Linked DNA regions of Homo sapiens: region 2 is linked to region 1. Evidence: read pairs that join two places in POLR2A ChIA-PET (ENCODE). Cell type or tissue: HepG2. All regions are shown on one strand. Each heading gives the region's core, and the rest is flanking DNA. Links, peaks and the distances in the headings are about the cores only. Region 1 overlaps FITM2 (fat storage inducing transmembrane protein 2). Region 2 holds the start of HNF4A (hepatocyte nuclear factor 4 alpha).

Region 1 (5,373 bases), core at 240-5,239:
CTGCAGCTTCACTCCTGAAGCCAGCGAGACCACAAGCCCACCAGGAGGAACGAACAACTCCAGACAAGCCGCCTTAAGAGCTGTAACAGTCACCGCGAAGGTCTGCAGCTTCACTCCTGAGCCAGAGACATCACGAACCCACCAGAAGGAAGAAACTCCGAACATATCTGAACATCAGAAGGAACAAACTCCAGACGCACCACCTTAAGAGCTGTAACACTCACCGCGAGGGTCCGCGGCTTCATTCTTTAAGTCAGTGAGACCAAGAACCCACCAATTACGGACACGCTAGGTTGCTATCTAAACAGGTGCGACCAGCTTACCTCCCTTCTCCTAAGGTATGAGAATCCCTGTTTTCTGTACTGTGTGTGTTCAACTTTAAAACTCCCCAGAGACTGTATTCGAGGTTTCTGGGACAGTTTCTAAAGGTGTTTAAACTGTAAAGGATTTCTCCTAACAGAACCTACCTTCTTGACAGCTCTCAAAAATGTTTTTATTTTTGAGACTTTTTAAAAGAGCTGGCCAGGCACAGTAGCGCACTGCTGTAATCCCAGCACTTTGGGAGGCCAAGGTGGGTGGATCACCTGAGGTCAGGGGTTCGAGACCAGCCTGGCCAACATGGTGAAATCCCGTCTCTACTAAAAATACAAAAATTAGCTAGGCATGGTGGCGCACGCCTGTAATCCCAGCTACGTGGGAGGCTGAGGCATGAGCACTGCTTGAAGCCAGAAGGTGGAGGTTGCAGTGACCCGACACTAGCAACTGCACTCTAGCTTGGGTAAGACAAGACTATGTCTCAAATAAATAAATAAATATTACAAATAAATAAGACCTCTGCAGTTTATTCCTCTGGGAATTAGGTCCAGCTCCCCATGTCCATTAAACCTATGTGAACATGCGCAACCAGGCCTGAACTACATTTGTGTGTTGATGTAGAGAAAAAGGAGGCAGGGCTGCAACAAAGTCCACCCAGAGGTCTGCTTCCCCCATCATTCACCAAGAAACCAGCTGCCACAACAGCTCTGAGTGGGAGTTTCTTTTCATGTTGTTTCCAAAAATAAAAGCCATAGTCAGCTTGGGAAGAACTTTTCATCAAGCAGAACAGAGAAACAGTAGAAAAGATTCAAAGAGTTGGTGAGATTATCCAGTCCAACCCCATCGTTTATTACAGGAGGAAATTGAAACCCAGAGATGTTGAGTGACTAGTTCAAGGTCACACAAAAGAGTGGAAAAACCAGCAGCAGAACCCACCTCAAAGCCAGGTGCTCTAACTTCCAGCTGAGCATCTTAGTCCATTTTGTGCTGCTATAACACAAGACCACAGACTGGGTAACTTATAAAGAACAGTGACTTCTTACAGTTCTAGAGGCTGGGAAGTCCAAGATCAAAGGGCTGGCATCTGGCTAGGGCCTTCTTGCTACATCATCCTATAGTGGAAGGCAAAAGGGCCAAAGATTTTGGGGGCTAGGGGACAAACTCATCCTTTATAAAGATGCTCCTCTCATGGTAACAAACCCACTCCCCAAATACTGGCATTAACCCATTCATGAGGCCAGAGGCCTCATAACCTGATTACCTCTTAATGGTCCCACCTCAATGCTGTTGCATTGGGGATTAAGTTTCCAAGACATGAACTTTGGAAAATATATTCAAACCACAGCACTGAGTGCTCTTTATGTTACAGCAGGGAGTATCTATGATCTCCACTCACAGTCCTTTAAGGCTAACTTCCTTCCAATCTCAGTTGCTTTTAAAAATGACAGGAAAGTGAGGCTTCTTGAAAATGGATGTCCGCATAAAAATCATGGTAACATATCTATGAGCCTTTGTGTGTGCTGTCCCCACTGCCTTGGATTCCCTTCTCTGCCTAACTGCTTGAACTCCTCCTCATCCATCAAAACCCAAAGAATTGCTGCCTTCTTTGAAAATATTCCCTGACTCTCCAGGGCCTCTGGTTGTTCCCTGCTTTATGTTCTTGGCCCTGACCTTGCCCCAGCACTCAGAACCCTTTATGGCAGGATTGGTTCTTCTCCATGAGAGTGAAAACTCTTCCAAGGCAGAGATGGACCAAATTCATCTTTGCAACACCAGCACACAGCTTAAGCTACAAAAGGATGGACTTTGAACCACAATCTCCACGCGGAGGGGAGTTTATCATTCCACCCCAGCTCCCAGCTCACAGTGTGAGCCCAAGAAGGGTTTGTTGCTGCCAAAGGAATCTGAACAGGGAAGTTCTGCAACAGGAGGGGATTCTGATCCTGGAGCCACGGAGCTTTCAACAGACACTTCCTGGACGTGCCAAGCAGGTCAGGCTGACAAACGAGTGGGCACTAAAAGGCACAAGAAGCTCTCACATGTGTACAGGCCTCCAGGACTACAAAGCACTTGCAAAGGTGACCTCATCTGAGTAAACTTTGAAAGTGCTCTTCAGTGTTGCTTCTGTGAGGCCTACTTCACTTTTTACCAAGAGAACTGCTCCCAAGTCTGGCTGATCCTGACCTCAGGACTGTAAGACATGAAGGTGGCACACAGGGAAGGAGTAAGTCAAGCTAATAAATACATGTCTGAACATGCATTTATATTACAAGACATACGGGGAAAAACAGGAGCAACTCTAGCCATAAAATAACCCGTATATGACAAGTTAAATTGAGAAAGAATTACCTACTTTCACGAAGTGCGCTGAGGTTTATTGGGCTCTGCGCTTCCTTAAGAGTATTAGAAAAGAACACACAAAATGCTGAAATATGGGATTTCATTATCTCAGTTTACTTTAATTTGCTTGTTTACACACACGATCTGTGTGTACATAACAGTGGCAAGAGCCATTCTCTAAATACAATCTGGTACCCAGACTATGACAGATGCACGTGGAAAATGAGGCGTCAGTGAATTAATCTCAACATAGAAAGGCAAAATAAGCATGGCAGTATTCTATGATCACAGATGCCCCCAGAGCCTGGGGGTAACCGACACTTTTCAACATAATACAGGACAATTTTAACAAAAGACCCAGACTCCAAATGGCACCCAAAATATATTCGTTTCTCTGCCTTCTCTAGAGGAGTCAGAAAGTTCTAAAGGCTTACTCAAGAAAAAGGAGGCAGGGAGACTATGGCCTGCTAAGCACAGATGCTGAGCACTTTACATGCACCATTTCTCTTCATCTCCACCTGACAGACGATGAAAACGAGGTTTGCCATGATCACACAGCTATCAGGAGTGGTGCCAAGATATGAACCCACATCTCATGTTTGCTTGAGCCCAAATCCTTTCACTTATGTCAGGCTGTTTCACATAGGAATAGAAAGCATGCTCCCAAGGAAGAGGCAAGGGGGCTAAGCATGGACAAGTGGCGGAAGCCTCATCGATACAGAAGGCTCTGCAATTGACACTTTCCACATACAGTTAATTTAGTGCTGAGCCCGCATCAGACCCACGTGGGATAAATATCTGGAGATTTAAGTGTCACAAATGAACTTCTGGGGTCACCCTGTGCCTATTCCCTTTTGGTGCTGAACATGACACTTTGGAGAGCCTTTTTTTTTTTTGAGACAGAGTCTCACTCTGTCGCTCAGGCTGGAGTGCAGTGGCGTGATCCTAGCTCACTGCAACCTCTGCCTCCTGGGTTCAAGCGATTCTCCTGCCCCAGCCTCCCGAGTAGCTGGGATTACAGGCGTGTACCACCACACCTGGCTAATTTTTGTATTTTTAGTCGAGACGGGGTTTTATCATGTTGGCTAGGCTGGCCCAACCTCAAGTGATCCTCCCATCTCAGCCTCCCAAAGTGCTAGGATTACAGGTGTGAGCCACCATGCCTAGCCTAGGAGAGCTTTCAATCCCTTCAACAAGCCCCTGCCATCTACTCCATGGCCACTCCCACCACTGGTTTATGGGCATAGGCAACAGAGGGTCACATCTTACCAACGCCTCCAAAGCACCATGGTGCCACCTCCCATATCTCATCACCTGTGTTTCTGCTCCTTTTGGGTGCAACAAATCATGACTCATTGTGATGGATAAAATTAACCTCCAACTTGATGGGATATGAAATATTTAAAATATATCCTTATAGTAAAAGATTTTACACCGAAGATTCATCCTCAACCACTTAAGCTTCAGTGAAGCCAGTCAGGTGTAGTGCTTCTCAGTTAATGCTACTATTGGACTTGATTGGAGAGAGGGGCATCAAGGCGGCCTTAAGGGTGATTACCCCAACAGCAAGGGGCTCAGTTTGAAAGGCTTAAGGAGACAGTCTGGGAGAGAAGAGGGGATATCTTATCACAGGGCGTGGAACTGTGCCTTTGTGGATGGAGGTGACAGGATTTCTAACCCTTCCCAGCATTGTCACAGCAAAGGCCACAGAATGACAAAGCTGGAAACTGAAAAGTGCTGCAAAGGGGAGAGAAAAAGGAAACTGATTTCAAGTCCAGCTGAACAGGCCCAGGTATGGTTTGGTTTAGTTTGGTTGGTGATGCAAGTAACAGGAGGGAGGGACCACAGCCATGCCACCCTTCAATAAGGGTGATTTTGCAAACAGGTTGGCTTTTTGCCATCAGAGGGAGGCATTTTACTTCACTTCTGAATTATCATAATCTTGTCCAACAGGTACAGATGCCCTGGGCCACAGCAGAGTGATCAGTGCACTCAGCACATGACCCTGAAGCACACTGTTCAGTCTATACCACTGATATGTGGTCAGGGACATTTCGGTGCAAGAACGCATTCTGCAAAATTACCTTGATTCACCTTAAAATTCAACAGGCTGTTACTAAAATGCCTGCTTTCTGGTTTGATTATCTTATTTATTTATAGAAACCAGGGTCTCACTATGTTGCCCAGGCTGGTCTCAAACTCCTGGGATCCAGTAATCCTCCCACCTCAGCCTCCCAAAGTGCCAGGATTATAGGTGTGAGCCACTACACCTGGCCCAGGTTTCATTGCTAACAGAGAAAACAGCCCCATGAGGTGGAATTTAAGACTGTAAGACCAGAGTTTGGTTCATAACAAGTACATTAGTGTTCTAAACCAACCAACCAATCAACCAGCCAACCAACCAACCAACAAACCCTCAAAACAACCTACATGTGCCAGAGTGCAGCACTGGCCTTGTGAGTTATTTTCAGGAGTTTTATCAACAAAGAACAAATGTCACAGTTCTTATCAAAAACTGTAAAGGATTCGCTCAAAATAGAACAGAAAAAAAGTAATCTTATTGCTCCAAAAAAACCAGCATATAGTAATAGAAAACATGGACAGAAAATGATCATAGTCCATTACGTATGAATCATCCAATACTTGGTCGGAGAGGCACTGCATCTAAAAGGGCCTGTTTTGGTGGCTAATCGCAAGTCAGTTGCAATATTTAAACAC
Region 2 (5,373 bases), core at 186-5,185, 53 kb after region 1:
GGTTGGGCGTGGTGGCTCATGCCTGTAATCCCAGCACTTTGGGAGGCCAAGGCGGCAGATAGCTTGAGGCCAGGAGTTCAAGACCAGTCTGGGCAACACAGTGAAACCCTGTCTCTACTAAAATTACAAAAATTAGCCAAGCATGGTGGGGCACGCCTGTAATCCCAGCTACTCAGGAGGCTGAGACACCAGAATTGCTTGAACCCAGGAAGTGAAGGTTGCGGTGAGCCAAGACTGCACCACTGCACTCCAGCCTGGGTGACACAGCAAGTCTGTGTCTCAAAAAAAAAAAAAAAAAGAGAGAGAGAATTAAGGACACTGTTGTGAGTTCATTGTTCTTAGACTATATCTTTCCTACTTTATTTTTTGGAATGGGCTCTCGAAGGCAGTATCAGAAATGGAAAACCGAAGAGATCACGTGGAATTCCCACCTTACAGTGGCACTTTTGGCTTGTCTCTTCCCTGGCACAGTGGCTCATACCTGTAATCCCAGCACTTTGGGAGGCCAAGGAAGGTGGATCACCTGAGTTCAGGAGTTCCAGACCAGCCTGACCAACATGGTGAAACCCCGTCTCTACTAAAAATACAAAATTAGCCAGGCGTGGTGCTGTGTGCCTGTAATCCCAGCTACTTGGGAGGCTGAGGAAGGAGAATCGCTTGAACCCAGGAGGCGGAGGTTAAAGTGAGCCGAGATGGCGCCATTGCACTCCAGCCTGGACAACAAGAGCAAAACTCTGTCTCAGAAAAAAAAAAAAAAAAAAAAGAACAGATTTAATGAAACTTCTTGAATCCCAGTTTTTACATCTGTAAAATGGGAATATTGACAGTGACAATTCAATGACGTTAAGAATATACAATGCTGACAAACTAAAGAGTTCATAAATGCCAGTGGTTGTCATCCTCATTATCCTGGTGCTCAGGAAGGCAATGTGAGACCTGTTGAAATAGCACGGGCTTTGGGGTCAGATGATGCTGAATTCCAGTTCTGTGTTGGCTCCTTCGTAGTTATGTGACCTCATGACGCCACTTCATGCAGGGGGTTACGTACCACTTAAATCTCCAGAACATTTTGGGAAATTGACATAGGGTTAGCAAACCTCCCCCACCCCCATATAAAAATATTAATACTTTTTTTTTTTCTGAGATGGAGTCTGGCTCTGTCGCCAAGGCTGCAGTGCAGTAGTGCAATCTTGGCTCACTGCAACATTTGCCTCCTAGGTTGAAACGATTCTCCTCCTTCAGCCTCCCGAGTAGCTGAGATTACAGGTGCTCGCTGCCACACCCAGCTAATTTTTGTATTTTTAGTAGAGATGGGATTACACCGTGTTGGCCAGCCTGGTCTCAAACTCCTGACCTCAAGTGATCCACCTGCCTCAGCCTCCCAAACTGCTGGGATTACAGGCATGAGCCACTACACCCGACCAAGAATATTAATACTTTTTTTTAAAAAATATCGAAGTTATTTATTTATTTATTTATTTATTTATTTATTTATTTATTTTGAGATGGAGTCTCTCTCTGTTGCCCAGGCTGGAGTGCAGTGGCACGATCTTGGCTCACTGCAACCTCTGTCCCCCTGGTTCAAACGATTCTCTTGCCTCAGCCTCCCGTTTGCCACCATGCCCGGCTAATTTTTTTATTTTTGGTAGAGACGGGGTTTCACCATGTTGGTCAGGCTGGCCTCAAACTCCTGACCTCGTGATCGGTGCGCCTCGGCCTCCCAAAATGCTGGGGTTACAGGCGTGAGCCACTGCACCCGGCCCCAAAATCTAACGTTTGTTATCACTGTTGTTTTAGAAAAGAAAGGACATTTTAATGCAACCCATGCCCATCTGTAGGGGCTGAAGGTCCCTCTGAGGTGATTGATAAAGCTGAAAAAAGAGACTATGGGAAGAGAAGAGGAATATTATCAATTAGCTATTTTAGAAGCAGGGCAAACTATGAGCTAGGTATTCCTATAAGGAAATGAAATAATTTACTAAAAAACATACAGCAAGAAAATAATAGAGCTGGAGTTTTCTGATTTTTCTGAGTCCAGAATTTGTTTCACTGTTCTCATTTCAGCTCTCTCTAACAGGATGAATGACCTTGATTTCAGAATCCCCAAGCAGGTGGTGAGATCCAAAACTGAGACAAAAGAAACGGGGCTGTTCCAAAAAAAAAGCTAGGTGGCAGGTGTCTAACATGCCAGGGAGCTAAAACAGAGTGTGTGAGTTTCAGCAGCAGGTTGAATTTAGAATGGGGAAGGAGACCAGAGGAGACGCCAGACAGGATGACTTTGTCCCATTGGCCTGGAGGCAGCCCCATGTTTCTCCACCCCTCATATCACTCACCAGTTTGTAATAGTATCTTTGAATGACGATCTGATTAAGGTCCGTCTCCTCCATTAGTCCACAAGTTTCGGGGGTACATCTACTTTGCTCATTTCCATATCCCCAGAGTCTAGCACAAGGCCTGGTACATAGTAGGTGCTCAATAAATATGTTAGATGAAAGGAAGATAACACCTCTATGTACTAGCAGTGAGACTCCAGGCATGCAATTTCTCTCTGTCCTTCAGTCCCTTCATCTCAAGGTTTAATTTAAATATGGTAACGCCTGTATGCAACTCCCAGCATCCAGTAGGCACTCACTAAACACAGTTCTCCACCCTCCTTTTTTCCTCTGCCCCTCCCTCGGTTTTCCCACTACTTCCTGCATGGTGACACACCCATAGTTTGGAGCCATAAAACCCAACCCAGGTTGGACTCTCACCTCTCCAGCCCCTTCTGCTCCGGCCCTGTCCTCAAATTGGGGGGCTGATGTCCCCATACACCTGGCTCTGGGTTCCCCTAACCCCAGAGTGCAGGACTAGGACCCGAGTGGACCTCAGGTCTGGCCAGGTCGCCATTGCCATGGAGACAGCAACAGTCCCCAGCCGCGGGTTCCCTAAGTGACTGGTTACTCTTTAACGTATCCACCCACCTTGGGTGATTAGAAGAATCAATAAGATAACCGGGCGGTGGCAGCTGGCCGCACTCACCGCCTTCCTGGTGGACGGGCTCCTGGTGGCTGTGCTGCTGCTGTGAGCGGGCCCCTGCTCCTCCATGCCCCCAGCTCTCCGGCTGGGTGGGCTTGGCCATGGTCAGCGTGAACGCGCCCCTCGGGGCTCCAGTGGAGAGTTCTTACGGTAAGTGGGGCTGGGGGAAGACTGGACAGGGCGGGACTGCGGTCAGCTTTGGGAGGCCATGGGACACCTCCCCGTGTGTTTCTTACGGGCCCAAAGCTCCTCCTGGAGCTCCTCTGGAAGGGCAGGAAGCCCCACGGAGGCAATGTGACCGCTTCCCTAAGCTCTCAAGCCGGGGCATGGCCTGCTTGGTGCGAGAAGTGCTGGGAGGGGCCGAGAAGCCCTGGGGCAGAGGCTTGGCTCATTTTGTCTGTCCAGAGGCCTTCCTGGGAATGCATCTCAGGGGTCTTTCCAAAACCCCACAGAGGGTGGGGCTTGGAAGCACCGTCCTGTTTCGATGCGGGGCAAATTGAGGTCCACCAGGAGAGGCTTGCTGGGCCTAGGTCACGTTGCTGGTGCATTATCAAGCTGGGCGTGGGACCGGGCAGCTCGGTCGCTCCGCACCTCCGTTGGCTCTGGATAATGGGGAGGAGGTAGAAAGCGCCGCGCAGGGTGGAGCGTTGGAAAATGAGAATATCTTGTGCGGACGTGTGAAACTCAGATGCAGGGCTAGAAAGCATGTGTTACTGAGAGTGAAAGGCTCAGGCTCACTCCTTAGGGTGACCCCCACATTGGAAGCAACCCAATGTCCCTCAGCAGAGGGAAGACGGGTAAATAAAGCGTGAGACGTCTTTACAGTGGAATGCTATCCCATTGTTCAAGGAAACAACGCACATCTGTGTGTGACAGGGAAGAACCTCTCAGTTAAATTAAGTGAAAACGGTACACTGAAGAACTGTGTAGTTGCTGATAGCGAAACGGATATAGATGTATATATGTACACACGCGTATACGTGTACATTCCACGCATAGAAAATTCGTGGAATGACACAATAAAATTGGTGACAGGTTTGTTTCTGAGGAGGGAAATTCAAGAGAATGTTTTATCTTTTGGGGACACATTTTGGATTTTTTAAAAGTTGGGTGCCTTTTATAAACCTGTTCAAATCACACACCCGCACAGAACTTGGTCTCTGGAATCCAGCAGACCTCGGGGTCTAGTTGTGACTCTGTCACACGGCTCAACATTCACGTGCCTCTTGCTTTCTTTCTGAAGTGGAGACAGGACTAGGATGTGTCTTAAGATCATGGTGGATGCCGTGGGGAACAAGGATGTAAAGCCCTTGATACCACGTGCATTGCAAAGACACAATCAACATTTATGTCATCAATTGCTGAGGACAGAGGGCCAGGGAATGACAGAATCAGGGCCTGATCTCCTGACTCTAGTCAGGAAGAATCTTCTTTGCTTTGACCCCCATCAAACAGGAATATGTGATGCACTGGAAATGGCAGAGGCTGAAGAAACCAACAGCCTGGGAACCCATCCCACACACCAGCTGTGTGACCTTGGGCAAGACATTTCCCCTCTCTGAACCTATTTCCTCATCTGTAAAATGAAGATAACAACAGGACCTATCTCCCAGAGAGCGGGGAGATTAGAGGAGATAGCATAGAGGAGATTAAGGGTGAGGCCACCCTTAATCCACAATTTTAAGACCTGGAGTATAGATGCCAATGGATGACTTGGTTGAACCTGTGGCTAGGGGAAGACATTGTCTCTCAAAGGGGCCAGACAGCTTCTGGGGAAGGACAGCCCAGGTCATAAGGCTAAGCTAGGGGTGAACAGAAGGCCCCACAGTGTCTCTTAAAGGATGATACAATAATATAACCTGACAGCCTTTCACTGTCTCCCACGTCTCTGCACCTTGTAGGATGTCCTCATGTCTCTTCATCTCTGCTCCTGTGTCATACTCATTATATAGCAAACATTCAGCAATTATTAGAATGGTTGCTTCTATCGACAGGTAGGTGGGTGAATGGATGGATGAATGGGTTAGTGAATGTTCTACTATTATCTCTCAGACAGCTGTTTCATTTTCCAAACGGCTGTCTGAGATAAATAATATTGTAATCTCCAAGGACAGAAGAAAAAACTAAGGTTCAAGATTAAAAAAAAAACACAAACAAACAAAAAATGTCATCTGACTCGAGACTTGACACAATCCAGCTGTTGCTGGCCCTCTGCTCTAGGCCACAGATATGGCTGGACAGAGAAAGGAGAACTCCAGTGACCTTGCAGTACATCCACAAAAAATGAGCACTTTTGTCCTGGGGCAGTGGAACATTCACTGCAGTGTATGTGTGCCTATGTGTATGTGTGTGAGA

The links. Peaks named below come from ENCODE experiments on the same cell type or tissue, not always from the same donor. Only the 100,000 strongest peaks of a DNase experiment are listed, where the experiment ranks them.
Region 2: POLR2A ChIA-PET joins it to region 1 with 11 read pairs; 6 of 35 experiments call an interaction of 5 or more read pairs at or near these places.

The regions. Positions count from the first base shown.
Region 1 is chr20:44,300,092-44,305,464 of GRCh38, forward strand. FITM2 (fat storage inducing transmembrane protein 2) reads right to left here. Exons shown (of 2, transcript NM_001080472.4): 2 at 2,749-5,373. Among named protein-coding and RNA genes, the nearest start is that of FITM2, 8.4 kb to the right of the region's middle. In HepG2, for the core only: no CTCF peak of the experiment used is centred there; a DNase peak (open chromatin) is centred at 2,380; H3K4me3 peaks cover 944 bases.
Region 2 is chr20:44,352,686-44,358,058 of GRCh38, forward strand. HNF4A (hepatocyte nuclear factor 4 alpha) reads left to right here and starts at 3,014. Exons shown (of 10, transcript NM_175914.5): 1 at 3,014-3,168. The coding sequence starts at 3,120. R3HDML-AS1 (R3HDML antisense RNA 1) reads right to left here and starts at 2,557. Exons shown (of 4, transcript NR_184036.1): 1 at 2,334-2,557. It overlaps HNF4A-AS1 (HNF4A antisense RNA 1), which reads right to left. Exons shown (of 3, transcript NR_172878.1): 3 at 4,059-5,373. RefSeq lists an enhancer at 346-845. In HepG2, for the core only: no CTCF peak of the experiment used is centred there; DNase peaks (open chromatin) are centred at 2,676 and 2,966; H3K4me3 peaks cover 2,383 bases.